Regions from separate parts of the Mus musculus genome. Here region 1 is linked to region 2. The links are chromatin loops, found by intact Hi-C in ENCODE. Cell type or tissue: left cerebral cortex. All regions are shown on one strand. Links, peaks and the distances in the headings refer to the core of each region. The heading gives the core; the rest is flanking DNA. Region 1 holds the start of Sh3rf3 (SH3 domain containing ring finger 3). Region 2 overlaps Sh3rf3 (SH3 domain containing ring finger 3).

The links. A loop is a pair of places that touch in the nucleus more often than their neighbours do. Peaks named below come from ENCODE experiments on the same cell type or tissue, not always from the same donor. Only the 100,000 strongest peaks of a DNase experiment are listed, where the experiment ranks them.
Region 1: a loop joins it to region 2, with 2.6 times the contacts of the local background. A loop is called at or near these places in 2 of 42 quality-filtered maps.

What each region holds. Positions count from the first base shown.
Region 1 is chr10:58,804,168-58,820,021 of GRCm38, reverse strand. Sh3rf3 (SH3 domain containing ring finger 3) reads right to left here and starts at 6,663. Exons shown (of 10, transcript NM_172788.3): 1 at 5,896-6,663. The coding sequence starts at 6,447. In left cerebral cortex, for the core only: CTCF peaks have their summits at 7,521 and 7,720 (motif pointing left); DNase peaks (open chromatin) are centred at 7,256, 7,671, 8,754, 11,875 and 3 more places; H3K4me3 peaks cover 4,163 bases; H3K27ac peaks cover 1,875 bases.
Region 2 is chr10:58,897,248-58,913,101 of GRCm38, reverse strand. All of the region lies in intron 1 of Sh3rf3 (SH3 domain containing ring finger 3), which reads right to left. Among named protein-coding and RNA genes, the nearest start is that of Sh3rf3, 92 kb to the right of the region's middle. In left cerebral cortex, for the core only: a CTCF peak has its summit at 7,654 (motif pointing right); DNase peaks (open chromatin) are centred at 7,664 and 9,411.

The DNA.
Region 1 (15,854 bases), core at 3,890-11,889, 93 kb after region 2:
AACTCAGCAAGATGGTCCTCCCCTGCGATGATCCTCCCCTGTGATGGTCCTCCCCTGCAGTCTCACTTAAAGCCACAGGTAGTCTTGCTTTTTTTGGTTGTCACTGGGCTCTTACTCTTCACTTTAATGATGCTTATAAAGATCAGGGCCACTGTCTGTGATAAGACATAAAACCTGGATGGGGCAGTGGAAAACATGAAGAACACTCCAGTAACCATTGGGCTTCTATGTTCACTGATGCTCCATGACCCAATCTCCATAACACAGGATGTCTTTGAACCTAAAGGCAAAGTGTGACACCAGTGACACCACACACACACACACATACATGTACACATGGATACACACTCATATACACACATATACAAACAGAGAGAGAGAGACCTACCTGTCCATATGCACAAATAGTTCGCCACATACACCCTTAACTTAGTATCCCAAATGTACTCACTAGCAGGGTCCATTGGATCCCTCCAGGGTCCCTAGGAGGGAAACCTCATTAGTGATGTGGGTAACTTACTTGCTCCAGACAGGTCATAAGAAAATAGGGAAGGTAGAATTAAAACTATTGTGCTAGAGCTCCTGACCTCTGTGCCACCCTTGGGCATCACAGAGTCCCCTTTCCTCTGTCTCCTTCAGTAAGGACTCCCACAGGGCCTAGGGGAGGTCCTGGGCTTCAGGTCTGGAGAAGATGATGAGAGGAAAGTCCCCAGCTACACTGCAGCATCAGTCCCAAGATGCAAGGGGAAGTATATGAAGGTGACCAAACCACACTTTGTCCACTTAGAGAGCCTTTCCATTCTCTGTACCTAGCTGCGGTCATGCCGAGGTGCTGCCTGCAGCAACTGCCTTTCTCAAAAGCTAGTTTGGGGCTGGAGGTAAAAGCGACACAGTGGCAAAGCAGGGTGGACATGTGTGACTGCTTAGGCCCGGCTGGTCTGCCTGACCCCTGCAACCCCTGTTGAGCTGCCAAACCACTGCACAGAGCTACCTGTCACCTATGCTCAAACCGCAACAGAAGAAGGAACGTCCCCGCCACTGTAATGCTCTACGACTCTTCCCACATCTGTAAAATAGCAGCCTTAAGCTTGAAGAGCATCTGTGACCTTGATTTGGGGTGAACCAAATAATGAGGTCAGTGCTACTTCTGTTGGAACCGTGTCCATCAGTTAGCCAGTTTGTCGTGGAATAAGAAGATTCCTCTCACCTCAAAGCCAGTTACACACTCAACCCAAAGTGCGTCTCGCCGGTATTCAATTAACCAGCTACCTCACAGAGCTTTGGTAAAGAACAGAAAGCCCACACATGGCAGCACATAGCAGTCTAATAACACCAGAACCCTGGAAGCTGAGGCAGAAGGATTAAGAGTTCAAGGCTTGTATAGACCATACAGTGAAACTATGTCTCAAAACATTTAAACAAAAATGGATAAAAATATCCTGTAAGGCATGGTGTACAATAGATTCGAAGTGAATGGTAATTTAGATTATCCACTAAAAACCACCAGAAAAAAAAAAAAAAAAACCAAGCAGCAAACATTGCTGTCTCTGAAGTACTGTTGAAGTACTATTCTCACCCTCATGGCATCCTGAGCAGACAGGCAGAGCTCTCAGGTCACCAGCTGTCTGCTACCCTTTGGGTTATCTGGCTTCTCTCAGAATCCAAGTACACTCAGGAGGTGAGAGACACCAAGAAGTTGAGTTCAAAATGATGCTTAGATACATAAGCAATTCAAGGCCAATCTGTGCTTCAGGAGGCCCTGTTTTAAGCAAGACCAACAACAACAACAAAGCCAAAAAGGTACACAATGCAGGCCCATGGTGAAACTCAGTGGCTCGGTACCTGGCTGGCATGGATGAGGCCCACACATATGTAGCCATGGATGAAACCTAACCATCCATTCCAGCTCAGCACAGAGGAAGGGGAGGGGCAGGTGGGAAGACATGATATAAACAAACTAATTAGCAACTGAGCCTACTGTTATGTCATCAAAGGAACTGTCAAACTTTCCACAGCCCTTTAGCCTGAGAAAATATCTTTACTCTCAAACCTCGTGGAGTGCTGCAGGAATGCCAGCCAGTGCCCATAGCGGCCTCCTGAGAGCCAAGAACAGCTCTCTTTCCCACTTCCTTGGGCCAGGTCCATAACAAGAGACCAAGATGACCTACTGGCACAACATAACTAGTCAATAGGTTCTCTCTACGCCAAATAAAGACAAAGAACATTCAAAAATAAAAATGCTCATTAACGTAGGAATCATCACATACTTAAGTCTTTATTAAATCCTTCACATTAAAAACCTAATCTCCAAGTGACTCAGTTTGAAGTCATGATAGCCTTTCAGCAGAATCCTTGTCTATCTGTTTGTTGATTAGTTTGCTGTAGATGGAATCTCTGGGATACTAGACATATACTGTGTCACCAAGCTACATCCCCACCAAGGTAACTCTTAGACTGCCCTAATAAAACCCAATTGATAACAGTTCGGGTTTTATATATAACATTAAAGTTCTCTCTCAAAACTTTCAAAACAATAAAGTTGAGAAAATCAGCACACATTAATTATATACTATATAAATAATAAAGATATAAATGATATAATAAATAGAATGACATAATTAATTCTGTTATGATCAGCACAAGTAATTTCAACAGTTTTACAGTTATCATCAAAGCCAGACTTACACATCACTGTAAGAAACCGCACAGAGACAGTATTTACCAGCAAATGAAGCGATTGATGATCCCAAACTATGTAATGATCCCACTCCTAACCTGGTACAAATTTCTAGGAGCAGCATCAGTAACTGATCTTTTTTTTAAAGCCTCGTCTCAAATCATTCATGTGAGAACAGAGTTAAGAGGCCCTGCTTATCAGGTAGGGGACTCTAAGTGTGCTGATGACAGCCAAGCCCTACCCTGCTCAGAAGGATGCATTCCATTTGTGACCTGCAAAATGAAACCAAACAGAAAACCTCAGTACATTTTACACCTAATGCAGTACATTTTACATCTAATTCAGCTGTAACTGAGTTAAGAATATAAAAGTTTATGTATCTCCTATAGCCCAAAAGATCTGAGAAGCTTCCAATTAAGAAAGGAAAAATGTGATGTATTCATGGTTACTTTTGAGTCAGATCTGGTGTTTGTTAAAATGATGGAATGGGGATCCGATTATTAAACAGCAGATCAATAAACAGCATATTAAACAGCACGCAGCAATATCTAGAGTGCAGCCTCACTGGGAACCATCAGTACAGGGACAATCAGTTCAGGGACAGTGGAGTACCAAGAGCCCATTTGGAAGCGATTTTAGCTCGTCTCTGTCTTCTCAGCTTACAGGTGGCTCACACCTGCATAGCACACATTTTCAGTCTCTGCCTCCTGTCACATCCATCACTGTCCCTTAGACTGCTCATCGAGACCTAATACCCCACAGTGGTAGTGTAATGGAAGCACACAAGGCCGGAAAGCTGACCAAGAGAGAACCCAATGGCTACTGGAAACCAGGGAACAAAAGCTGCAGATATTAAAACCTCTGCCTCGGCTACTTTGCTTTCTAAACACAATCAAATACCACTAGACTTAATTCTGGCTGTTCCCCAGAACCTGAACTTAGTCCTTTTGAGACAACTATGAGGGAAAGCCTGCACTCTAGTTGACACAACAAAAAGAAAACATGTTCTCAATTTCCCAGAAGTGGGGATATCCTAAACCATGGAGTACGTGGCCACACAGAATCAACTGGGGTCTCAAAATTGTCAAGTCCAAACATGAATTCCGTATACTCAAGCACTCACGCTAAAGCTATAAGCTCCCACCTTGTGGGCAGACAAATTCTAAGGAATGCTCTGAACAGAATTAGTCCAGGAGCTAATTCTGAGGCTGTGCCTTTCTCCCCATCAGAGGCTTCCGTAAGCTCCAAGCCAACTACAACTCCTCAAGGTGCGCTGGACCCTCATCTGTCAGCAGCTGTCAAAAGGCCCAAGCATCTCACCAGAATCATAGCTCCAAAAGTCATTTAATTACCGAAGCAGGAGGAAGCAACAAACAGATCTTGCAAATACAAGTCTTTAATTCTGATGTTAGATTAAAAGCAACATGGGCAAGAAAGAAAAGTTTCACAATATGTACACATTAATAAGTGGATATTAGCCCAAAACCTAGGATACCCAAGATATAAGATACAATTTCCTAAACACATGAAACTCAAGAAAAATGAAGACTGAAGTGTGGACACTATGCCCCTCCTTAGAAGTGGGAACAAAACACCCTTGGAAGGAGTTACAGAGACAAAGTTTGGAGCTGAGATGAAAGGATGGACCATGTAGAGACTGCCATATCCAGGGATCCACCCCATAATCAGCATCCAAACGCTGACACCATTGCATACACTAGCAAGATTTTATCGAAAGTTCCCAGATGTAGCTGTCTCTTGTGAGACTATGCTGGGGCCTAGCAAACACAGAAGTGGATGCTCACAGTCAGCTAATGGATGGATCACAGGGCTCCCAATGGAGGAGCTAGAGAAAGTACCCAAGGAGCTAAAGGGATCTGCAACCCTATAGGTGGAACAACATTATGAACTAACCAGTACCCCGGAGCTCTTGACTCTAGCTGCATATGTATCAAAAGATGGCCTAGTCGGCCATCACTGGAAAGAGAGGCCCATTGGACACGCAAACTTTATATGCCCCAGTACAGGGGAACGCCAGGGCCAAAAAGGGGGAGTGGGTGGGTAGGGGAGTGGGGGTGGGTGGGTATGGGGGACTTTTGGTATAGCATTGGAAATGTAAATGAGCTAAATACCTAATTAAAAATGGAAAAGGAAAAAAAAAGAAAAGTTTCTGAACTTCCAATGAAGCAAATGGCTAGATTTAATCACAATTAAAAGCCAAATTTCAATTTTGATCCTTCAGTGACCATCCTAAGAAGGCATGCATACTCCTTGCATGTCTTTGCCGACCCTCTCTTCCTGATCCATAGAAAACTCAAATTCAGCCATCCACAAAACGTCCTCCAGCAAAAACAGAAGTCGTGAAGTCTATATAATGCGGCCGTGCTAAATCTAATAACGAAAATTAAAAACAACTGTCCACCTGGGAAAGCAACCCTGCTTAAGAGCCCACAAGCAAAGCTTGACTAGAGAGTGCCAAGCCTAAGAGTAAGACAGAGTAAGTGTTCCTGAAGATTTTAGGCGAAGTCCTTCTTTCTGGGGCAGCTGTAGTTACTCTCCGGGCAATGTCTGCCACTTTGCCCTCTCCCCTGTCCTCCACGGCTAAGCAGCAAGAGACTGCTAACTCCCGGTCAGCGATCAGAACCAGTGAACCATTAAGCAATAAGTCCCCAATTGGTGGTCTGAGAGGGAAGAGCAGGACTGAGGAGGTGTGGCAAAAGATGGTTGTTTCTGGAGAATTGGAGGGGTGATCAAAGTTAAAGATAGATGAGTGGATGGATGTATGGATCAACAGACAGACATACAGGACCGGCCAGCCTAGTCAAAATGGAAGTGGTAGAGAACGGCAGGACAGATGGCATGTCCACCTAATGAGAGGATGGGTTCTGCCTCACATATGAACAGGTTTGGGGGAGAAGATGTAAGGACTGAGCTTGGAAAGCGACTTAAGGTGCCCACAAGAAGTTTGAAGTAAGGATGTGGGGCAGAGGAATGTATGTGATGGGATGTAGTCAAGAACTGGTAAAGTAGGAACTGACAGCTAGGCAGAGTCCCTGGGAAACAGAGAAGTTGTTAAAGAAGAATAAAACAAACGAGTGGGCCACGGGGATCCACGGCTAGTCCCTCTACTTCTAATCACAAACTACTTGCACATACACGTGCGGACAAGCTTACACATTCCCACACAGTGGCGCCATGTCACTGGGATACATTCTTACCTTAGCCACTGGCACACTCCTATTAGTCGCCACGTCGCACAAACTGGAGGTAGAGCTGCCTGCGGCCGCTGAGAGAAAGACCGGAGAACACGGGGGACTGCCTGTCGCCCCTCCAGCGCCACCAGCGAGCGCTGAGAACGTACCGGGGCCCGGGCGCGCGGGAGGGCTGCTCCCCGGGCTGGCACCCGTGCGGGGCCTCTGGCGGATGCCATCCAGCAGGCGCACTAGCAGTATGTTGGCGGGCAGCTCGTCCACACCGCAGCCCACCAGGATGCGGCACTCGGGACAACGTAGTTCGTGGCGCGAGCACACGATGCTCTCCAGACAGCGTCGGCAGAAGGTGTGCTGGCATGGCAACACCTTGGCCGTAGTGTCCAGGCGCTCCAGGCACACAGAGCATTCCAGCAAATCCAGCAGCGATGATTCGTCCATATCCTCTTCAGTCCTCGCCTGGGCCCCCCTCTGCTGCTCACCCTGCCTGTCCTCGCCCTCGCCCCGAGCTGCGGTGGCCGCCGCCTTGGACGCGCACAGCCAGGACGCCCCAAGCAGCATGGGGGAGGCGCCAGCGCGGGCCCAGCGAGCCGCCTAAGTCTAGCAGCCAGAGCCCGGCCCGCCGAGGAGAGCGGGCATTTGCGCCTAGCCCGGGCAGTCGCCGTCAATAAACAGGGTTCGGTCCCCGCGCGGCGCGTGCTGACAGCCCGAGGCACTAGCCTCCACGATTTGCAAAGTGACACGCCGAGCCTGCCCGCGAGGCAGGCACCGGAGTTCCGGAGCCCCGAGGCAACTCCAGCCAGCCGAGCCCAATCAGCCTACGCGCGCGCACCGCCGCTGCGGGCAACACCTGTGCTGCCGCGCCGCCCGCGCCCGGGAGCCCAGCAGCGGGGAGTGCAGGGAGAGGCCGGCCAGGTCCCCAGGGAGACCGGGGCGCGGCGTGCACGCTCCCCCGCGCCGCAGGCGAGCCGCACCGCCCCCCTCGGCGCCTCCATGCGCCCTCGGGCTGCCAGAGCACCGCCGCCTTGCTCAACTAGCTCAGCCGGATCTCGTCCCTGGGTCGCGGGACCATGTGCGGGGGACGCGCAGAGGTCACAGTCACTGCGGGGGTGTTGGGAAACGGACACCTCTCCTGCCTTGGAGCTTCTCCCTTTAGGCCACCTCCGGGGCTCCGGAGAACTTCCCCTGCGCAGGCTTGGCCCTGTCCCCTCTGGACGCCAGACTCTGGATTCTCCGCGAGCTTCAGGAAGGGACGTTTCTTCTCAACGCCTCCGCGAAGGAAAGTTTGGGAGCATCATCCCGACTGCTTTCTTAGCCAGCGCTGGAGAGCAGCCGGAGGACGCATCAGACACCCAGGCATCCTTCTGGACGACTCCAGGGAGCACTCTTGCTTGTGTCCCCTCTCCTGCCAGCATGCCCAAGTGACAGCTGTGGGTATAGGTGCGGGGGTGTCCCTTGAGGCGAGAAGGGAAGTCGCTGGAGATGGCCGGGTCGGGGGCTGCCGGGGCCGCGACTACTCCTTCGGGAAGCCGGCTGCCCTCTCCAGAATCACTGATGTGTGACTGACGCCGCCGCCCACGCGCCAGCACACCCTGGCCGAGCGCCGCGCCCCTGGCGGCGCGGTGAAAGACTCCAGCGCCCGCTCTGGTGAGCTCTGATGAACCCAGCTCCAAATATTCCTCGGGAGGCTCAAAAGAGGGGGAATGTGCGCTCCTTCCCGATGCCCGGGGTTCTGGGAGCGTCAGAGCGACGGAAGTACGTACGAGGACCTGGAGCAGCAGGGAAGTTTGGCGGTGGGCTGCGGTCGGTGTACAAGATTTCTTACCGTGTGCTGCCCCCTGGTGGGCCCCTCGTGTTCCCAACGCTCTCGAGCCCCGCACAGGCAAAGGTCCAGAAAGCTGGATGATGCACAGCTGGGAGATGCCAGGGCAAGCATCCAAAGTGGTGTGGATGCCCCTCCTGCCGGTTGGGCTGCCCTGTTGTTTGTGAAGCTGAATGTCACTTTTCTTCGTTTTTAGGGAGAAAAAAATTTTGCTGATACTTAAATGCCAACATAATATCTGCATTGTTTTAATGCTCTTAAACAACCCTGTGAAATAATTGCTTTAACTTCATTACACGGGTAAGGAAATTGATTCTCATTATTATGAAGCCATTTTATTAAATGTGGTTTTTGTGACCACAGAACCCAAATGCAAAAAGACCACATGGTAGCAGAGCGGTTGCCTATAAGCCACGTGTCCCTTACAGTGTAGTAGTATCTTCCACACGGCGTGTTTAGTAAATATCCATTGAATGATCGAAAGAGTGACTTGATCTCATCCAGTGATGATTTGAATGCAGTATTTAGCACCCCAATTCCAGATATCCTGAGTTCCTATCAGACTGCTAGTCTCTGGAAATTCCCAGGAGCATAGAGTTGTCCCAGCCGATCTCTGTATCATTTACACAAGTATTGGCAAGGGTATAAGATAGAATTGTCTGTCTATGTCTATTATTGCCTATGTCTGTCTATTGTCTGTTATGAAGGGGGTAGGGAGGTGAGTGACTTTTGCTCAGGAACACCCAAGGGGAATTGTGAGAGGGTCCAGAATGCCTGATTTATGAGTGGTGATCAGGACCCGGGAAAGGGTGTGTGTGCAAAGAACAAAGAACAAAGTTGCTGTCCATGATGATATAGCCTGAGTGCTTTTGGATGCAAGAGAGAAATAAAGCTTAGGAGAATTTTAAAAGGTGCAAAATAAAAGTAATCTTAGGGGACTACAGGCTAAGGGCTGGGGCAGACTAGTGCAGGCAGATTCTCCTAAGCCATGTTCTTCCCCTGTATATGTGGTGGCTTCCTCCTTCCCTCCACCGTGCGCTGGGCACCAGTCACCGCATGATAGAAAATATGACTGCCGCTTGTACTGGATCCAGCAGTATAGCATGAAATTAGCATCACCCACTGACAAGATGGGCATCTGATACTTTCATGGTCTTACTAGAAGTTTGAAAGTCCTGTAACCTAGCCTGAGCTAGCAGCAGCTGTCCTCTGAGGTGGTGTCTATAGAAAGAAGCAAAACCGTATGAAATCTGGCAGCACCCTTGGAAGTGGCACAGAAAAGGAAGTATGGTTCCCAGAACAAGCATCTAGGAAAGCAAAAAGATGTCCTGAGAGCCCAGGACATGTCTGTCCTCTGAGTCCCTCATTATGTACAACCACAGTGAAGATGGATAAATGAAAAGCTACTGGACCCATAGTGCCTGGGTTTCCTGTGATCCCGGTCAGCCCCAGCACCCACCACAGCCCACTCCCACAGTTGTCAGCCCCAGTTGCCAAAGTCGAGTGAAGGCTGGGCGGGGCATGCAAATCAGGTCAGCAGCTAGATTCCACCCTGTGATGTGCTACCTGCACCTTCCAAGGGAAGACGACTCCTTGACAGTGGCAATCTCTCATTCACTGTTCTGAAGAAACGATGTCAAGTATTGCGACATCTTCCTGTCTTTTAAGAGAATTAGAGGCCTAACTTTCTGTAAGTATGTTGAACAGTCGACAAATAATTCTGTTTTCAAATTCAACCAAAAATAAATATGTGACTAAATTAGCCCAAAGAGCTCCAGTTCGCAAGTTCTGGTTGAAGTATTCCAGTATAGTCTGAAAGAAAAAAAAAACTCAAGGGTGTGGCCTAAATAGTTGAAGCATTACGAATACAGTTTTAGGTTTCTTGGCTAAAGTTTCACATGTTCAATAAGCCAAGTATGTAAGTCAGTGATGGACGAGCTGGCTTTGCAGCCATTCATATAAAAATAGCTGGGAATTCAGTCAACCACCAGAATACTGTGAGCCAACATGTGTCGTCCATCTAGCATTGGCAGTAGAGGAAAGTCATGAAGTCTTCAGATGCCTGAATGTAAGGTTACAGGCTGTGATACAGGAGGAAAGAGTCCCATCAGACCTCGGACTTGTCAGATCTCATTTGCAAGATTGTTTCCAATTCTGGGAACCAGAAAGTGGTAAGGAAGCTGGAGGCCTGAGCCACGGAGTTACAAGGGACAGAAAGAAGAAGAAGGAGAAGAAGGTGAAGAAGAAGAGGAGGAAGGAGGAAGAGGAGGAAGAGGAGGAGGAGGAGGAGGAGGAGGAGGAGGAGGAGGAGAAGGAGAAGGAGAAGAAGAAGAAGAAGAAGAAGAAGAAGAAGAAGAAGAAGAAGAAGAAGAAGAAGAAGAAGAAGAAGAATCTTAAAGGCAGTGGAGTGGGGCAGCTGTGCAGCTTGTGGCTACCAAGACGCTAACACCTTGGTTCTTACATTCTCCACTTGGTGCTAGACAGGAATTTGTTTTTCCAGTGAAAGAGGGGAGATGTGACTTAGGCTCAGCCAATCTAACGGTGTTTCTCCAACCAGCCATGCTCTGACAGGTGGCAGGAGGGGTTTAGATGCAGCCTCCAGAGCCACCGACATCACAAGGCAGGAGACCGGCAGCGCCTGCTTGATTGCAGAAGCATTCAACTGGCATCTCCAGGCCGTCCGTGACTGTGGTGATGAGCTCAGCTGTAGCCTCCATTGCTCTGCCGGCTTTATTGATCATAGAGCTGTCTCCACTTTTTAAAAACAATTCCTTTCTCTGAAATCATCCCAAGCTGCCATTTGGCATTTGTGACTGAGAATTCTAGTTGATACCTGTTTGATTATCAGCCAGAGACCAATGAAAGCACCCAACTGAGACAGTGGTCACTGTGTTGAAGTGCAACAGTAGGCATTTGGCCTTTCTGCTGAAAAGACACCCAAGTGATCTACTTGATGAATGAATGAATTAACAGCATTTCTTCGATAAATGTGCCCCCCCTCACTTAACCAGATGCTTTCAAGAGAGCAGAGCTGACCATACAGACGAGCTGTGTAGATCATGAGTAGAATTTGCCTCACGGATACAGGAAGCCCAGGGCAGGTGTAGCTTCTACAGAAGGGATAATTAGACATTTCATCTCCTTAGAGGTCTGAGGCCTTCGAAATCCCTGGGGTTGGATAACATATTGGAAGGAAATGTTTGCTTCATCTTGTTAATTGTAAGTATGGTAGTTAATTTAGATGGATTGAGAATTAGAGTGGTGATAACAGATTAGTTCTCTACGTGTCTGAGGGTAATTCCACAGGAAACACGTGAAAGGTGGTAGCCAGAGTAGTCTATACCTCCATGCGCGCCACACGGACCAATCGCCTTTGGTCCCCTATTTAGAAGGGAAAATAGGATGCCCCATCCCTTCTCTCCTAAAAATTTCCTCATCCAGCCCTTGATCATCAAAACTCTAGGTTCTTTGCCCGTCATACTCCAGCATACCATGCAACCAGTACTGGCCTTGAACCCACAATCCTCCTGCTTATGTGTGCCACCATGCCTGGCTTCGTAGATCTATTGGTTACATACTGTGTTCTCTCTATGTCCCTGTTACATGCCTACTGAAAGTCCTCAGCGTTCCTCCCAAGCTAACTGCTTGATCTCCACCCCTCCTCTTAGGATGTGCTTCTGGCCCACCAGCAGAGTGTAAAATGGAGAGCAAATGGTGTGCACTCAATCTGTATTACCTCCTTCCCCTGATCTGGCAAACTGCTCATGTTCTTAGCATCCTGGCTGTGTCCTTCCTTTCCAGCTGACACAGGGGATTTGTCCCCCTTTCCTCTACCTGAGTTGTTTCAGTCTTTGATTCTGGTTTGTAAACTTTTCCACTTTTATACACAGAGTGCTGTGCACACAGTAGGCACTCAATAGATACTTGCTGAATGCATACAGTAATACCCACAATTTATCACTTCCAGGTCAGTTATCAGATGCAAGAGGATTACAGTTGACCCAAAAAAAAAAAAAAAAAAAAATCCAGAGGGACCAGCTTAAGGGGCCATCAAGTGAGTTTTATTTCAGAACCAGGTCTGAGATTTCAGAAGGGTGAGGAGGTGCAGACGTCTGGCAGTTAGGGGTATGAGTCACACACAGCTCTGGAGGGCGGTCAGGATGGGGTGTGAATCTGGAAGTTATTTCACTGAAGGTGATAGATGGAACTTGAGCGGGGAGAGAAGCCAGGGTTTTTTCTCAGAAAATAGCAATGGAGCCTTTCCATTTGATAAGCTAAAGATGGGAGGGAAAGGGCTAGCTGGCAGTGGGGGTCTTATCAGTCACACTTGCCTAGAACACCCCATCTTTGGGTTACAAAATGGCTTACAGATGTGTCTCAGTGTTAACACAGATATTATTTTGGCCACGGAGGCAATTTCTCAAGTTTGCAAAATAGAAGTTGTAAGGTCGAGTTAATTGAAATGTACAAGGGGTGCGTTAATACAAAGGCTGGAGGCTTCATTTTTCAAGTTGTTCAGATTTGTTATTCACCATTGAAATGTGGGCGTGTGTGTGTGTGTGTGTGTGTGTGTGTGTGTGCTTGCGCAAGTGTGAACGTGCGTGTGTAAATTGAATCCAGAATGCTGTACATTATTAGCAAGCCCTCTATTACTGAGCTATATTCCCAGGCCACTGAATACTTAAGTTGAGAGTGCTATCCAAAGTGGAGTGCTGCCTGGCTGGGGCACTCCCCTCTTTACTGTGTAGGTCAGGCTACAGGGAAAGGGAGAGCAGGAGTTTTTTATGTGAGGAAGAAGAGGCAGAACATACCTGCTACTAAGGGTGGGAGGGAGGCAGAGGAGGCCCAGAAGGCCTTTCTTTGTGGCTTTACAAAAGCCACTGCCTCCATTATCTCTTAGTGTGCAGAATCCTTTCCACAGCCTCCTTAGCCCTTCCCTAAGATTCTGTTTATTTAACCGACCTGCCCTAGATCAGACTATTCAGAACACTCAGCAGTCACCCACCCAAAGAAAAGTGCAGATTGGTCCAATGTCCCACTGTTGTCATGAGATCTGCAAAGCAGGTAGCTGAGGCTGACCACCTTTCCTTCCTTGCCTCCCCTGACCAATGGCTGAGTGTGCCATGGTGACCTCAAACTGTGCCACCATGTAAAGCCCCTGAGTTGAAGGTAGCCTGAGAGGAGAGTAAGGCCTCTGGGTTGAAGGTGGCCTGAGGGGAGAGACTCCCTCCTAGAGTAAGGCTGAGTCAAGCCAGCCAAACATGCACTGGACATCCAAGCCATCTTTCACAGATGGGCAGTAGCAAGGTGGATTGCCACACTGCATAGATCCCATGAGTACCCTGGGTGAATGGTCACAACCTCCACTTCTCCCTCTGCTGGGCTTTGGGACCGGCCCCTGCAATTGGAAAGTCTTATTGCCAAGATTCATCCGATCAGATGGGGGAATAGAAACATGGAAAAATTAAGGAAGTTTTTTGACATGAATTTGAGCAATGAATTTGAGTTATATTTTTAAGCCAGGATATCTTAACAAACAATTAGCATTTATTCCACTGTGAAGAGCACACATTTTACTGTTATTTTACTGTTGATGCTTGCTACCAACCACAGTCTCCATAGCACGGTGGGAAAAAAATATCCCAAAGTCTTTCTGAGTGTTAAAAACGATCCTGAAATTGCTTGCATTCTCTTTTGCAATCTCTAAGAGATTTATAATAAATTCTCTCCTTTATTCTGGAGATATAACCATTTTCATTTAAGTTTGGCTCAGGATGTTAAAAACACTTAAACTTGCATGCACAGTACAGCTATTGTGGTGGAGCACTGCGCCGATAAGACATTTAACACAGTAAAGAAAATCCCTGATTTAAATTATAGTCATAAGCAGAATGCATGAAGACAGTATTAAAGAGCTCCCAGAGTAATCACCGCATAATTGACATTAAATGATATTTAATATATGAATATGTGCCTTGGCAGAAGCAGACCTCTAACCATTCAAGGGTGATTGTCAATCATTAAAAATACTGGTATGATACCTGGCAAAGAAACTGGGAAATATTTTATGAGAGATATGGGAAGCTAATGCAGACTAATCAATCTCATGAGGAAGAGAAACTGAATCTTTTCATGGATGAGATATTTGCATCTTCCCGAAGCGAGATTAGAATTCTGATTGTGCTGAGAGTGTTTTTATTCTGAGCTGTAGTTAAATACATAGATCTTTCTTACCATATAAGGTATTCCCAGGTTTTGTGTTGCTTTGTTTTGTTTTTAACATGTGCTTCAGTGGACATCCTAGGGGAACTTCAGGATAAGAAAAGCCGTCTCAGAGTTTCCTCAGAGTTGTCATTAAGAGAAGGGTCTCACTCTCAGCTGGTTGACACACAGAAAGTGTGAGACTATGGAGTGTTGGGAGCCCTAAGTGGGAATACACACACACACACACAAAGGCTCAGGTGTCTTTTTGTTAGAAGTAGGAGTGGTAGATAGCTTCAAGCAAACATGGTTTACAGAACAGGGCAGGTGTACATACGAACTCACAGCAGTTGTGACAGTGTGCACAAGACGTGTGCAAGCTCGCGGCGGACAAAATCCCAGTGTGTGTCTAGAAGGGGATGGACACAAATTCCCACCATTGGCTGAGCAGCTATTGGTGTTCGATAGCTTCTGAGAGGCACTTCCGTTTGCAGCTGATGGTGGTTCACACAGGAGCCCACGACAGGCCAAAGGACTGTGGTGTGCCCAGCCATAAAGAGAATGAGTATATAGCAGCCTTCCTTCCAGGGCTCAGGGATCATTGCAGAAAGGCCGTAAGAGGCAGAGGCAGTAAATGAACACAGGGAAACAGTATCCTCTAGACACAACAGGGAGGCTACACACCAACTCACAGCAGCTGTAAAAACTTGCACAAGCACAATACAAGCTCAATCCAGACGAAATTTCAGAATGGAGAAGGAAGGTAGACATGAAGTGTGTGGATCAAGCACAGTCCAGTGGAAGGCCACACTTCTGTGAATGTATGAGCGGCAGGAAATGGACTTGATGGGTGTCGGGTGGGGGGGGGGGGGGAAGAAGACACAAACTTACAAACTTGTTGCAGTAAATCTCCAACCCAAATATGCCCCGGCAATGAAAACACAACTCAATTAATATGAATACATGCTATGCTCCTAGACTGGGCAGATCTACTGCCACACTAACATCTTCCACATCAATGAGGCCCCTTAGAATTTTCGGTTTCTCCAGGCTATTTGCTTCTGCTCTGCTTTTCTTCTTCCTCCTTCTCTTCATCCTCTTCTTCTTCTATTTTCTTTCCTCTTCTCTCTCCTCAACCTTCCGCTCCACCTTCCCTTTATCTGCCCAATCATCAGCTCTCCTTTATTTTACAAATTAAGGTAGGAAGAAGGTTTACAGGAAATCACCTGAGTGCTGACTCATTCCTTGTTCACAACCCCTCACAGGAGAACAGAATGAACATCAAATATAATTAGCCCCGGGGCTATCCACAACACAAACCTGTGAGGGTAGGAAAGAGGCGGGGACCTTGACGGAGTTGCGGTGGGGATGAATATGATCATTGTTCAAGATCAAAACACACTGGTTCGAAATTCACAAGGAATAGATTTTTTTTAAAGGGGGTTTTGGGTGAGGAAGGGTCTCAGAGATATTTCTCAAAGCCAGCTCAGGGACATTTGTGTATTTGATGGCCCTCACAAGAGAAGAATCATAAATGGTAACCAAGGTGACCATAGAGGCACAGCATGAAACTTGAGACTGTCACTTGTGGAGAAAATAGTGTCTGTATGGATGTGGCACCTGTCGATAATAAAGTTGATGACCTATAGTGTAGGCTGAAAGGATTCTGGGATAGTGCCAGGCACAGGAGATTCATAGGTAACCAGCCACAGGACAGAAGGAAGATTAAATAAATGGGTCAAGTTGTGATCTAGTCAGAGAAGAGTCTAGCTATATGGCCAAAGTATTTTTAAATATATTTTGAGTCTGAATTTTATTTCTGGGAGCATGGGGTTGGGAGAAAGAATCACCTAACTTCTAGAGTCACTCATCAGCCTTTCACACCACAGGCTCTGAAGCAGTGAGGTAGACACCCACCTGGACTGGGACATGGCCAGTGGTAATC
Region 2 (15,854 bases), core at 3,516-11,515:
TCTGTCCCTGGACAGACTTAAAGCATTCTTTGAGACCTTGGTTGGCTCACTAGAGAGCAAAATGCTATAAAGGAGTGAGCCTGACCCCTGATTACTTCCTATTCTTGTCTTATGTAAACTCTCCCTCTTCCATGCATTCCCACCACAATGCCACATGCACCATGTGATATAGTTGGGGTGGGGACTCAGCAGAAATTAGACATGCAGGGTAAATTTTGGATTTTAGCCTCAAAAACTAAAATAAGGAAACCTTTCTTTATGAAATAACCCAGCCTCTGGCTTTTGTGGGGATATCAATAGAGAACAGTGGAGAGACCAGGCAAACAAGACCAAGAACCAGGACACTAAATTGTCTGTCCTGTAGACCTGGGAGTGTGGTGGCAGTAGCTCCCTGAGCTCCCCCTGCCACTGTCACCTCCCCTTCCCCCAGTGGACTTGCCCTCTGCAGATACTGGCATGACCAGCGTTCCATGTTCTGAGTGATTCTTCCTAAAAGCAGGAGCACATAGAACCATGTGAGAAAGAGAAGAGGGTCCCTCAGCAGGACTAAAACATCCCAGAATTCAGAGCACAGGCTCTCCAGCTTCACCCCACCCTAACAGCTGTGGTAAGGAGCCCTCCCTAGGGGGTTACCCGAACTGGGAGTGGCCAAACACAAGAGCTATGGGCCAGGTTCTCACCTGTGAAAATTAGATGGAGTTTTGTTTTCTTTTACAAGGATCCCAGTGAAAAGACTCACAATGCTTCCTGAGATACAGTGGTTGTCTCCTGGGTCTGCTTGGTTTCCTTAAGCTCATAGCTTGTGCTTAGACACTGCTCTCTGGCCAGATTCTCTTAAGGGTGTAAGGAAAAGCTTTCTCTCATCTGTTTAAGCGTGTGTTTCCTATCTGGAGAGAGGACCCATTGTAAAAACTATTCCAGAGTCCCAGTACATACTGGGAGCATAACTGTCAAGGAGTGGCTCCAGCTCAGACCACCCACTCCCTGATAGTTACTACTATCACTATACTATCACTACATAGTAGTAGTAGTAGAAGTTACCACTACTATGAGAAACCAGAGGAATCTAGGGTGTGTTAATTGATAATACACTTTGATACTGACCAAGGACTTTATTCACATCTGTATTCAGGCATCATAATTTCATTTCAAAGACTTATAAAGATGAAAGCTTGCAAATTTAAAAGTGGCTATTTGTACACACTTGTAAATAAACATACTATCTAATTTGTGTATACAATTTTGCATCCTTAGTGGGAAACTGTCTATAGCAGTAGACTTTTCACTCTAAATATGTGGAAGGTGACTTGATAATACAAAATCAATCAGACTACTTCCTGTGGGCTCACATGGCGCGAGAGCGCATATACATACACACACACCACCAGCACTGTTTAGCCATCTCATGTTATACTGCTAATGGGACAAGCAAATGCCAAAGAATGGAAGCTTCCCAATCTATTTCTGAGCAATGGGCTCCAGGGCTGTCCTTGGTAGTGAAGGGAATCCACTGTGAACTCTTCACTCGCTCCTCACATTGGAATAGGGCCCTGCTGTCATTACCCTTGGGGTGAAACGTTTGTTTTCTTTGGGAAAGCAATGAGAGTGGTGACAGCCAGAAGGGACAGATGAATGGAACTATGAGAACATCCTCAAATGTAGGTCACTCTGTCCCTACGTTCTGCCACAGACACCCAGGCTTAAGAGAGCCCCTCAGCAAACCACTGAATGGGTCCTATTAGCAAATAAGAGACTGTGGCTTCTCTGTTCCTGTGGATTTCCCCAGGCCCAGTGGGTGATTTCAGCTATCCTTCTATCCCCAACCACCCTAGAATGACTGAGCTTGTCTAGCCGTGAAAGTGTCTCTTGGTAACTCAATTGCATGATGACAACCTCATTATCCCTTTTCTTCTCCAGCCCCCTAGGAGAACTAGGACTTACTAAAAGGATTAGGTGTTAATCTCTTTGAAACAATTTAAGGTTTTTATTCATAAAACAATCCTACAACTGCTCATCAGATGTTCCAGGTGCTATCAGATGATCTGTGGCTACAGACTCAGCCAAAGACGAGACATATCGTGTCAGAATAAATCAACATCACAGGACAGGCACAGAGGCAGGACATGTACATGCATGCGAGAACATTTATGTGCACACACACACGGGTGCACACACGCATGCATGCACAGATGCACTTGTGCATACCACCTGGAGAGAAGAAAGGGGAGAGGAATAGGCCCTCCTCCATTTCCAAAGCCCTGGGTTTCCTGGACCCTCAGATCAATCACTTCATCTGAAGGTGAGTGTGGGAAGCCACATGTGCCTGCAGTGTGGCGCTGGCCACCACGCATACATAGGCAGTAAAGTTTTTTTTTTTTTCTTTCCTTCTGCACACGTTTATTGGGAGAGCTGGATTGCAGAGGTGAAGAGACCCCAAGCCCAGAACTGGTGCTGCTTATATAGGCCTAGGAGAGGCGTGCCTCACACCCGGATTGGTTATGCATGGGTTATGCTTACCACCTCATTTGCATGTCTCACATCTGATTGGTTAACATGTCTCTCATCTGATTGGTTAACTTGTCTCTCATCTGATTGGTTAACTTGTCTCTCATTTGATTGGTTAATTCTCAAAACCTCATCTTGGCAAAAAAAACTTTACTGCCTATGTATGCGTGGTGGCCAGCGCCACCCTGCAACGGCACATGTGGCTTCCCACAGGTGAGGCTCTTCCTTGAATAAGAGCCAAAATCAGACTGTCTCCATATGGGGTGACACCCATCATTCCAAAGTCCTGTATCCCTAGCCTTACGGTTAGTATCTAGCTTAGCTTTAGTATTAAAGTGTTCATCCCCAACATCTGGATTTTGAAGTTTGTAAAGAGAAAGGATAGCACAAAGGGTCGTCTTCCTCCTCCTGTGCAGTCTCCTCTTTTCACAGTCAATCATTTTAAACACTGATGGGCTGTCAACTACATCTGGCCCCACCCATATTAACTCTTAGTCCTGACGCCTAGTGGATGTCTATGTTGGTCCTTCCACAAGAAAATCAGAGCCTTCCTAGATGTTTCTTTGCAAGGGAAAAGGAAACCATATTGCTTTCCAGAGCCTTCCAAGGCTGCTCACACTGCACAGAGGGCTACTTGTCCTTTGTGGCTGGTGATCATGGGCAGGGCTGCTCAAAAGCAGAGCTTGAGGCAAATCCCTGATACAGACATGATGGACATCTTTTTACCAAGAAGAAAGACTAAACTGTTGAAATGTGCTCTAGAGAACAGCATTTCAGGAGGAAACACAAAAAGTCACTTTCCATGGTATTAGTCAGGGTTCTTCAGAAAGATAGAACCAACAGAATGAGCATATATTCAAATAGGGACTTATTAGATTGCCTTACATGATACCAGCTGGGTAGTCCAAAAATGGCTGTCTCTACACTGTCTCCAAGATGCTGAGAACCCAGTATCTGCTCAATGTAAGAGACTGGGTGCTGCAGCAGTTCCAAACTGTTGCTGAAAGCCTGCCTGGAAGGTTTCTGGACAGCAATGGCCTTCATGTCACAGTGGAAAGCTGGAAAGTCTGGGTTCCAATGTCAGTGAAAGATGGTGTTGGAGGCCACAGCAGGAACAGAGCACATGAATAAGTCGGCGGGATGTAAAGGTTAGCACACAAAAAAACGAAGCTTTTCCAACAGATCTCCTACATCTGGGCCACCAGAGGAAGGTAATTCCCACACGTACGACTCTACTTTCAAATAACCTAATCAAGAAAAGCCCTAAGGCTTGTCTCACACCTGTTAACAATATTCGCCACCACTCATTTACCCGCATCTCTTCCCAGGTAACCCTACAGCTGCTAACCGTGTTTTCATTGGAGTAAAGGCTCTTTAAGGTCAGTGGAGCTGGGTGTGCGTGCGCTTAAGTTTCAGGGTCTGGATATGATGGGCATCCCTAGTCATCAGCATCTGCATACCAGTACACATCATATCTTCCCAAGCCAGTAAGTAAATGAGAAAAGCTGTTTGAAGACTAATGAGGTCTATGTGTCACCAATGAACCACAATCATTCTTGTCACCCCTTCCCTGTGACTTAGGTTCCCACAGAGGTAGAGTCAGATTGCTAGAGCCAACCATGCTTTGAAAGTAATATAGAGTTTTTTTTTTTTTTCAGAAATAAACAAGATTACTTTATTCAAGTAATGTGCTTATTCCAGTTACTCCTGGCCTCAATGCACAAGAGCAGTGTTGTTGGCCATTCTGCATTGTGAAGATAAGCAACACTGTTCTTCCTTTCAAGGATTGAGCTAATTAGACTATACTATCTATATAGCATTCTGCATCTCTCTTTCTCTGCCTAGTGCTTGTGGATTGAGATGTAAATGCTCCGCTACAGTTCCAGCACCACGCCTATCTGCCTGATGTCATGCTCCCTGCCGTGATGAGAATGGATTCTAACCTTCTAAAATTGTAAACCCCAAATAAATGCTTTCATCTCTAAGTTGCCTTGTTCGTGGTTGCTACATCCACTCCAGTAGTGACTTGAGTGACAGGCCTAGAAACCTGGATGCAGTCCGGAGGCGAAAAGTTCACAGAAACTTACTCTCCTGGAACAGTGGCATCCTGTAAAACGAATGCTCCAATGTCCTTGCTTTAGTCGGTGAACGGATCTGTGTGCTTTCCCTCAATATTGTTTTATTATAAGTGCCTCTAAGGATTGATTTTGACATATAGCTAAGTTAGATTAGCCTCCATCAGTATTCCAATGACCTAGGAAGAAGGAAGGTTATGGTCTAAGAAGGAACTAGAGTAAATACTTAGAACTATAGATAGCTGAGTCACTCCCATATACAGGAATTTACAATGCCTAGGGAGAAGGTGGACTATACAATAGACTAGAATTGGAACTATGGCAAGGGCGTGAAGCCCTTACCCCTGGCTTCTAAGAATAAGCTGACCTTAGGTAGGGCTGCTTTTGATCCCAGTTGTTAACATTGATTTTTATCTCAGTTGGTTTCTGTTAGCTTTTTGTATGCCTTCCTCTGTTTTGTGTAAAAGTCACTTAAAAGACTGGTGCTCGCTTTGAGACAAATTACATTCAGATACACACTTCCTTGTGTCCGTGTCTGTTTGTCACTCTCCTCGCTGACTCCCTGCCCACCTGTAACCAGAACCCTGATTTCTCCCATGGATTGAGGGGGGCTGACTGAGGCCAGTCCGTAGCACATGGTGTCTTATCACAGCAACAGAAAAATAACTAAGACACTATCCATAAATGAGGCTCCACAGGAAAAGGTGTGATGGGCTTCGGGGGCTCTTACATTCCTAGAAGCTACTGGAGGTACCCTGGGAAGAAGTAGATACAAGTGGGTCCTGGGCAAGGGCAGTCTCTCTGTCAGAGACAATGATCTACCAGCAGTCTAAGGACAGTCCACAGTCTCTGAGACATACTACCCAGAAGAAATCTGAACTGGGAAGATTCAAGTATCCTAAGCTTCCCTTCCTCTTGGGTCTTTAGGAACCCCAGCTTTGAGTGGTTGTCCCAGAGCAGACCTGTAGGTGAATGAAGACCAGTTGCAAAGTGCCCATATGGATTCTCCCCTAGCATGCATGCTGCATGCTCAGTCCAACATATCGTACTGTAGTCAGCAGTATCCCTGTATCACTCAAAAGGACTGGCCGCTGTGACAAGCCACATGATTGACACTGGCCTGGCAGGAGTGTGCTGTCTTGTTGACCCAGAAAAGGCTCTGCCCACATTCAAGAACTAACAGACAGCTCAGGTCTCACAGGCTGCCAGAGGCTCTCACAAAAGCCCTGGTGTCGCTAGGCTTATGTGATCCTCTCATGCTTCAGCTACTTCAAAACACGGGGACAAAGCCCTTGCCAACTGCCATACTGCCTAGCTGCATTAGGGCATTCACTTCATTCCCTGTGCATATCTACAGCTTGCTCTTGACCCTAAGGACATCTGTGCCAAGACTGGTAAGATGGATTTATTCTTTCATGGGGACAGGCTGATGGAGTCTGTTACCGGTCACCAGTCTGGGAGTTTGTTTGTTCCTGATGCCTGCTTGCCAGCGGTTGGGAAACTCTGCCAGAGGAGCCAAAGACAGCAGGCTGACAAGGTGAGAATAAGGTGCACATGCACAGCCCTGCAGATATGTGTGCACATGCACAGCCATGCAGATATGTGTGTACATGCACAGCCCTGCAGATATGTGTGCACATGCACAGCCATGCAGATATGTGTGCACATGCACAGTCATGCAGATATGTGTGCATATGCACAACCATGCAGATATGTGTGCACATGCATAGCCCTGCAGATATGGGTGCACATGCACAGCCCTGCAGATATGTGTGCACATGCACAGCCATGCAGATATGTGTGCACATGCACAGCCATGCAGATATGCATGCTTCCAGTGGTGGCTCTGGCCAGTGTAACCAGAGGACTACTGCAGCAGTGATGTACACTGAGCCAAGAGCCAGCTCTGGAGTTGGAGACGCAGTATACTCTGTCTATGCTCAAAGCAGCAAGCGGGAAACATATTTCTAATAAAACTATCATTTAAAGTAGCTCTGTACCTCCTTGACAGAAAAGGCACATTCCCAATGTTAGCTTCTATACAACGAGTTGTTTGCTGTTTCTGAAGACTGAGGCAGAAAGCTGGAGCAGTGTAATTCAGGAAACTTCCATGCTAGGTAAAGAAAGAGAATGTCCTATGGGTTGGTGACATGTTGTGGACAGTCCTGGGGCTAATTGTATTTGATATTAATTCTATTCTCCTGTGAGGGACTGTGAACTAGGAATGAGTCAGCACTCAGGTGATTTCTTGTAAACCTTCCCACTTTAATTTATAAATAAAGGCTAGAGCTGTTGATTGGGTGGAGAAAGAGGGAAAGGTGGAGCTGAAGGTTTGGGGAGAGAAAGAAAGAGGGGGGGAGGAGGAGGAAGAAGAAGAAGAAGAAGAGGAGGGGAAGGAAGGAAGGAAGGAAGGAAGGAAGGAAGGAAGGAAGGAAGGAAGGAAGGAAGGAAGGAAGGAAGGAGCAGAAGCACATGGCCTGGAGAAGCTGCAAGTTCTAAGGGGTCTCATAGATGGGGAATATGGTAGTGTGGTGGTAGTTCTGCCCAATCTAGTTGCACAGCATGTATTTATATTAGCTGAGCTGTGTTTTCATTGCCCGAGCTTATTTGGGTTGGAGATTTACTGCAACAGTGGCAGGTCATCTTTTCTGGCCTGAGTGGCCAAAGGGAGCATAGGTCAGTCTGCCACTCCCAGCCCCCTCTCATCACACTGTGGGGAAGCTTATAGTTTCCTGTCTGGCTAGCTCTCAGACACAGAAACTATGCACAGGCTCCTCCAACCCTTGTTCCCTTCAATGCCACAGAACTTAAAACCAGAACAGTTGACTTTTTTTCCCCTAATCATATAAAGTATGAATGACCGGAGGCTGCCTGTTAAACAAGCTTCTCATGGTCAGCCAAGCACGAGGAACTTCCAGCCATGACGGATACTTTAAGAGATGGAGAGGTGAATTGAAGGGGTGCTGGAGGTTTGGGGACTTCTGTGGACTCCGAGTACAACACTGAGACATCCCCAGCAAGACTCCACTGCAGTGACTGTTCTTATACAACAAAGGCGTCCACAGGGGGGCAACATGATTCTTCTGGCAAAAGAGGCCACTGTGTCTCCCGTCTCTGTACAGACACCTTTAGGAGAAACACTAGGAACTATGGTTTGATGGCACTAGAACTGATAGAACGCTGGGCACTGGAACCTGGGAGTCCTTGAGCCACACCCCCTTGTTGAGAGAGAGGTACCAGCCCTCTCACTGAGTAAACATTAACATCAAAGAAGATGTATAAAGGAAGACTTTGAAAACAAAAGATAACCAGTGAGCACTGCAGACTTGAGAAGAGCAATGGAAGCCCTGGAGTAAGCCCTCAGCAAATGCCCCTGAAGCTGGCAGTCCTGAGCACTCTCGAAGCAGCCCATAGTGCTGCCTCCTACACCTGCCACTAGCCTGCCCTGGGAGTTGTTTGTGCTAAGCCTCCTGTATTTTAGTCTTTGGTCCTAACTCTCCTGTTTCCCGAAGGGAACACCTGCTATCCTATTATAGAAAATAAAATAAAATACTACAATTTTCTTTGCTTGTACATATACCTGCACCACAATCCTGGTTCCACATAGAGCATCAAAACAGTTAACATATCTTTTCAACGTACATACCAAGAACACCAGTGTCTATGTCGTTATAAATCTAGTAAACAATTTTGTGTCATGGTGTGCCTCTAAGTCTTTGAAAATATATTGAAGCTTTATAAAGATTCCAATTATATATTGTCCATAAATCTACCTACAATATATATGCAAATGGTAAAAAATTGTCTGTCACATATTTGGGCCTACTATGAATTAATCTAGCTAGTTAGAAACCTTTTATATTATTTATCAGTCTTTTAAATGTGCATGGCAAATGGACAGAAAGTATTGCCTTTAGATTATGATCTTATAAAACTAGAAGATAGTATGTTATAGACTCCCAAAAGTCAAGCATTTTAATGACCTACATAATTGCCAAAACAATTAAGGAAGAATTCGACTTTTAAAAAATATTTTTTAAATTGATATACCAGAAAATTATACATATACTAGAGCATTGTGCAGTGTTTCAATGCATAAATACACTGCACCATGTTAAAACTGACTTAAACATTTACCTTCTGAAACATCAAAATCTTTCCTCATACCTTTCTGAGATGTACAGTATATGACTGTTCTCTGTAGTCAACCTTCTGTGCAAAAACACACCAAGAACCCTCGCTCCTATCTAACTGTAGATAGGAAGACACAGCAATCACATTCAAAAATATTATTTAGCAATGGGCGGCTGCTTGTGTACTTGTGGAACATGCAGATGTGAGGGACTGATGCCTGTGTCTACATTTAGGGTAAAGAAAGAACCGCACAGAGCACAAGCTCCAAGAGGGCCAAATGCCCACTACAAGCTGGAGTGCAAAATGAAGACATGAAGTTGTTTCTGTTATTCTTGCTCTGGTGCAGAAGTCAACTGGACGTGTGTGTGTGTGTGTGTGTGTGTGTGTGTGTGTGTGTGTGTGTTTCTGTATATGTGTCTATATGTGCTTGTATGTGTGTTTCTCTGTGCATGTTCCTGTATGTGTCTCTGTGTGTCTATGTCTCTGTATTTCTGTGTGTATCTATGTGTGCCTATATGTGTGTTTCTCTGTGTGTGTCTGTGTTTCTGTGGGTGTCTGTGTGTATGTTTCTACATGTGCCCACATGAGCCACAAGGAAGGACAGCTTATCAGCCGTATTTTTCTATAAAGTCTCATATTGAAGCAGGCCATCAGGTCCACTGGATGATTCGCTTTGTCATATTTCTTCATCCAGGAGGATGAAAGTCAGCTAAAGGCCCAGAGCAGATGGGACCTCACTAAAAATCACCACAAGCCAGCCTCTTCCTGCCTTCTCAGAAACAGAGTTTTTTTTAATGCAGGGAGTTGTTCCAATGGTTTCTAAAAGATGTTCAGACATCTAGGTTCACTGTATTTATCATTTTCAAAATTACAGGCCTTACAGCAAGTAGAAAAAAGCAACACCCAAGGTCATTTGGAGAGAATGACTTTGCCAGCTTTGTCCCTTTTGGGAATAAGATACTGGGTCAGTGGATAGGATATTTGTCCAGCCATGGAATGTTCAGCACTACACAGCCCTTCACCCCAATCATTAAAATGAAAGCAAATCACAATATTGCTGCTTAAGGGCAAAACTGACAGGGTTAAGTTCCCAGCATCCCAGACTCTGTGTTCCTCTTTGAAGGGTCCCTACTAGAGCCTTGTGGAGCCTGCTACAGCCCTGGTATGACAGACCCTAATGAGAAACCTTCACATGGGTTAACCACTTAGTGATCCCAAAGAGTCACCAACACTTGTTCAAGAACGGGACGTGCCACCAGCAGAGGAAGCAAGGGCTGCACTTGTGCACACAATGTGTGCTCACTCATCCAAGCCTCCACTGTGACCCGAGCCAGCATTGCACCACAGTTCCACAGGCTGCAGTTTATCCAAAAGAAATGGGTTCGTCAGGACCATAGGGACCAATATCAGTCAATATCCTGAAGTGTTTCTCTGGATGCTGCTGAAGCCTTGTCTGTGGACACCCACCGACCTGCAGAGTAGCATCACAGAGTGTCCACTTGAGCCTCAGGGAGCATGACAGGGCAGATGAGGCCCAGGGACAGGTGCCAATGCTGCTGTCATAGGAGAGGGCCCCTTGAGGTCCAGACAGCCTGTGGGAACACAGGCATACAAGCCAGAGGGGGCTGCAGAGACAAGAGTCAACCGTCCCAGCAGCAAGCACTTTGGGGTGACCCTTGAAAAAGTGGGTTAATGGACCACCCAACTCATCCTTCTTACCACTCTGGGCATTTTTTCAGGACCAGAACTAAAACAGTTGTATTTAAGGCTTCTTTATAGCAATTAACCTCTCTGTCTCACCAGCTCTCAAAAAAACTTAGACCCTACAATTTACCAGAGCTGATAAAGTCAGAATGTCCTGCTATGTGAAGTCAGCCCAATCTACATGGCTCTAGATCCTGGGGTCAGACACTATCCCTCCCTCCACTTTCCCCCCTCCCGCCGGAATCAACCAAGGAGAAAATATGCCCCACCTCCCCTGCCTTTTTCTCTGTCCTCTGGGTCTGGAATAAAGGATTAATGACCTCAAAGTCTCAGGTGGACTGAAATCCCCAGGCAGCGAGCAGTCTTGATTGATAGCATCTGTGGGCTGTGAGGATCAGGGACTTTCTCATAAGGAATATCCCATCAATATCCCACAGCCACTAGCATCTACCACTTTGAGATTGCAAGGGAACTGACCCGCAGATGGCATCCTCCAATCAAAAGTTCCCCTTTCTGCCCCATAAAATCCTAAGCCTCCTGTGCCACGTGGTGGTCACACTATTCACTGTAGAGGAGACCGATGTCTGTCCTTCAGTTGATCTAATTAAAGAACAATTCTGCTTGAGAAGAAGAAGAAGAAGAAGAAGAAGAAGAAGAAGAAGAAGAAGAAGAAGAAGAAGAAGAAGAAGAAGAAGAAGAAGAAGAAGCAGCCTTAGAACAATAAGACAAGTGATGGAGAGTCTGCGGATGTAAATGGAAAAGGAAGAAGTCAAAGTATCCTTACTGCAGAGGATATGGATCTATAGACCCTAAAGATGCCATTAGAAAACTCTCACAGCTAATACATATCCATATCAATGTGGCAGGACACAAGCATAACACACAAAAATGAGCAGCCGTCCTACACACAAAGGACATACAGAGAAAGAAACAAGGCAATAATACTGTTTGCAATAAAAATACATTGGAATTAACCTAACTAAAGAAGCCAAAAGCTTGTATAATGAAAACCTTAAGGCACCGAAAGGTACCAGAGAATAGAAAGCCTCCCATTGTTATGGCTTAGTAGGATTAAGATCATAAAAATGGCCATCCTATCAAAAATAGCCTACAGGTCCAATACAATACCCCTCGACATTAAAATTAATTTTTCCCAGAAGAGAGAGAGAGAGAGTCCTAAAGTCATATGGAAACACAAAAGACCCAGGATAGCCAAAACAATTCCAATTCTGGAGGAGGTATCATCTCTCTCCAGGCTGGTAGCCAGAGAGGTCCCACAGATTCCCAAGTGCTACAGTCTGTTGCCGATGCTCTGACGCACCCGCCAGAACGTGACAGTAAGATCCTACTGCTGAAGATGCCATGCATTTGAGCCGTAGAACATGGGAAGGTCAAGCTGGCACTGACACGGAGCCTGTGTCCTCAATATCCCCATAACCATGGAAGATGCTGCAAGTGCATGCTATCAGAGGAGAAAAGCCATCGCCAAGTGTACCCATCATCAAGCCCTGTCAGCTAAAATAACGACTGGCCTGATGAAACAAGATCACTGGCGCAACCGTAGACACATACTTCATGGGAATAATACAAGTTAAGGTCTATTCCAGAAGTAGAAATCATAGCTCACACTCATATCAGGGCCAAGACCCCGTGGCTAGACAGGTCGTAGGCTCAGGCAGAACCTAATACTAGTATTCTGTATCTTAGAGTTTCTCTTACTGCGATGAACACCATGACAAAGCAAACAGGGGAGGAAAAGATTTATTTCAACTTCCAGCTTCCACCATCCAGGGAAGTCATCCAGGGTAGGAACTCAATCAGGAACCTGGAAGCAGGAACTGATGCAGAAGCTATGGAGGAGTGCTGCTCACCCGCTTGCCTTCTATGCCTCCCTCAGCCTGCTTTCTTGTATCATGCAGGAACCGCCCGCCAAAGGGTGGCACCACCCCCAGTGGGCTGAACCCTCCCTTACCAATCACTAATTAAGCCCTTGGCTACAAGCCAAATTTAAGGAAGGCATCATTTCAGTATAGCTCCATCTTCTCAGCTAACTCAACCTTGGGTCAACTTAACAAAAAATAAAATAAAATAAGATAAAATAAAATAAAATACCTAGCCAGGACACTGTGCTAAATGGACTAAGTATTAAACTGACTTCTAACAGCTTATCATTATGCCCATAGATGGGTCTGTTTATCACAGCGTACCAGAGGATCTTCTCTTTGCAGGGGACGGTAATTAACATGGAGTTGCACAGGCAGTCAAAGTGCAGAGAACAAAAGGCTGTTGAATACCCAGCCCTAACGGGGCATCTACAGCATAGCCCCTCTCCCAGGACGTGGGGAGTATTTCAGAAGAGGAAGTCAGGAAGAGTATAAAGCCAGAGGTGGTGACAGAGGTGGCCCCACACACAAATGAGAGTGTACAAGACCTGTAGGAGATGAAGGGAGTCAAAACCCCAGCATGAAGATGGGAGGTAGACACAAACTCCCACCCCTATTGGAGGAACAACTAGCAATTGGCAGCTGCTGGACTAGGAAGACTCAGTTTCCCTTAAAACTGTAGTTTCTGGTAGATCAACCATGCCACAGTGAATGACCACATATCCAAGACTTTATAAGCAGCACACACTGGATCCTGATGGTTTTAAAAAAAAAAGGTGAGGGGAGGCACAAAGTTTGATGGTTCAAGCCAGCAGAACCTGCCTCCTGGAGCTGCCCCTACACAGCCAACTCAGGGCATCTTTCTGTGCACATTTCTTGCTTGCCACAAAAAAATAGTCAAAAGATATGTTCACAAGCTGTAAGGCTAAATGTCAGAATCTCCATCAGAACCAATGAATTTTATCTTTCTGAGTTCCCTGAGGGCAGAGTAATTAGCTAGGTTCCAGTCCTGGAAGGCTGTGCTCAGGGACCCCTCAGTCCCACGAACATTGGGATAGCCATCACTCATAAATATAAAACTTGAAAGGTGTAAAAGACACTTGCAGACACAGGAATGTCTCAGGAAACCAAACAGAAGGAGATAATTCCAACTGTAAACATTACATTTTGAAAGTTGAAGAGTTTTCCCGCAGGTATGCTCTGAAAACATGAATCCTCCCTCTGCCAGACTCTGAAACTGTTTACACTAAGCCCTGTATTCGTCAGCAGTGCGTTATTATGAGAATATGCCTGAGGCAATTAGTTAATAAAGCGAAAGGCTCATTTTGGCTCACATTCTGGACGTTCGAGTCCTAGGCTGGATAAGCAGCATCTCGAAGTGCGTGGGGGAGGAAAGTCAGAAACCAGAGAGCACACCCATCCAAAAGGCAGAGTCTCACAAATCCATGGGCCACCCGCCCCCCACCCCAACTAGGCTCAGCCTCCTGAGAGTCCGTTTCCCACTACCACCGCGCTGGCTTCCAAACCATTAATGCACAGACCTCGGGACCCACAGATCCAGACCTGAGTGGAAGCTACAGCTACTCCATTATGTTAATGGTCACAAGTCTACCTGGCTGTATTATGGTATTGTTTCTATTTAATGACACAAAATTGAAAATTTAGTCTAGAACCTCAATACGTTTTTAAAGATGTTAGAACCTTTTATATGAAAAAAAAAGTAGTAAATATCTGTTATTCTTTTAATATATCAAATTGGCTATGAAAAGATACCCTTATGGAAATAGATGTTATGAAGAGTACAATGTATATTCATAAATATACACAATTAACATAAATATTAAACAAGTGGGTTTTTTTCTTGGAGGGAGGGAGGGTAATTGGAGAAAAGCTGATTCTAAGAACTAGCCAAGCAGTGAATTCTTAGTTCTAGGAAAGACCCTCCTCAAGATAGCAAGGCAGAGGATGAGAAGAGACATTTGACCTCCCAGAGTACCCCACACATCAGTGGGCATGGGCACACACATGTGCTCACTCACATACACACACACATGTATTCACGCATACACAGTAGACATGGGCACACACATGTGCTCACTCACATACACACACACATGTATTCACGCATACACAGTAGACATGGGCACACACATGTGCTCACTCACATACACACACACATGTATTCACGCACACACAGTAGACATGGGCACACACATGTATGTGCACACACACATGGTAAGCATGGGCATATATATGTGCTCACATATACACACCACATGTGCATACATGCACACACACAATAGGCATTGGCACACACATGAACACACACACAGGCATATGTGTGTGCACACATACACAGTGTACATTTTTTAAAGAGTTTCACTTCTGGATTTAACCTTTTAAAAAAAAAATCCTAAACAGCAATGGGTATAATTTTTCCCCAGGGCCTCAATTTTCCTGAAAATTTTATTTCTCTACTAAGGTATCTTTGTCCTAGTAGCTGATTAATATGTAACAGTAGATGCAGAAATTAAACTTGGCACATTTTAGTATGTTGCCTCCGATTTCTTCTTTGGAATTAGATTTGCTTTCTTCATTTGCATCTAACTATCAATTTGTCCCAGGAAACATTCCATTATTACATTCTGTTAAAGTGTGCGTGTGTATATACATATACACATATCCATACACACACACACACACACACATGTATATATATTTGTCACATTTAAGGAAAGAAAGTAAAGCTATAACCTCTCTAAATCAGGTCCACCATTATCTAGTTTAATTTGTTCACAATAGGAACAGACACTTAAGCCTGGTACCTAGTCTCAATATATCAAAACATTTAAAAATAATGACCATTTCATGAAGAACTAAAGCCACGTGCAATACAGTTCACGTGGTGATGCTCAGGAGTGAATGCACAGCTGCCGGGAGACTATCACTGAGATACCCATGCCCGAGCCTCCCACCTCTGTCCCACCCACCCAATGCTAAGCCAGATGCTTCCCTGGGGCTTCCAGTGTTCCAGAAAGACCATGACTCTACTCAGGCACCTTTCCTAGAACGCTAATTACTGAACCACAGCCAAACCTTTGGGGACATTGCGGGGAGTAAAGAAAGCCACTAAGGACAGAAAAAGTCCAAGAACCCAAAGCTTAGAGGACTGTAATAACTATTATTTTTGCCATGAAAAACATCAATGCCTGTCACACTAAAATAACTTTTCAGCCATATTCCCTTGAGTTAAAATGTCGAGTAAGTTAAACTTAAGAACTTCCATTCACACAAAACCAGTACATGTGTCTATGAACATCAAGAATGTCTGCCAATATAAAACTTCAAAAACCAAAACAGGAGTGGCCCCAGGGCAGGCTCATGGCAATAACACCCACAGCACCTGTGCCTCTGATCCTGGCACTTGCTAAGACTCATTCTACACCAGTCTTGGCATCAGTGGGTCACATGACTTGTTTAGGCCAATGAAAGCACAGCACGCTGCTCACAGTGGCTTGAAAGGGGATTTCACAGTGGAGTAGAGCCATTGGTG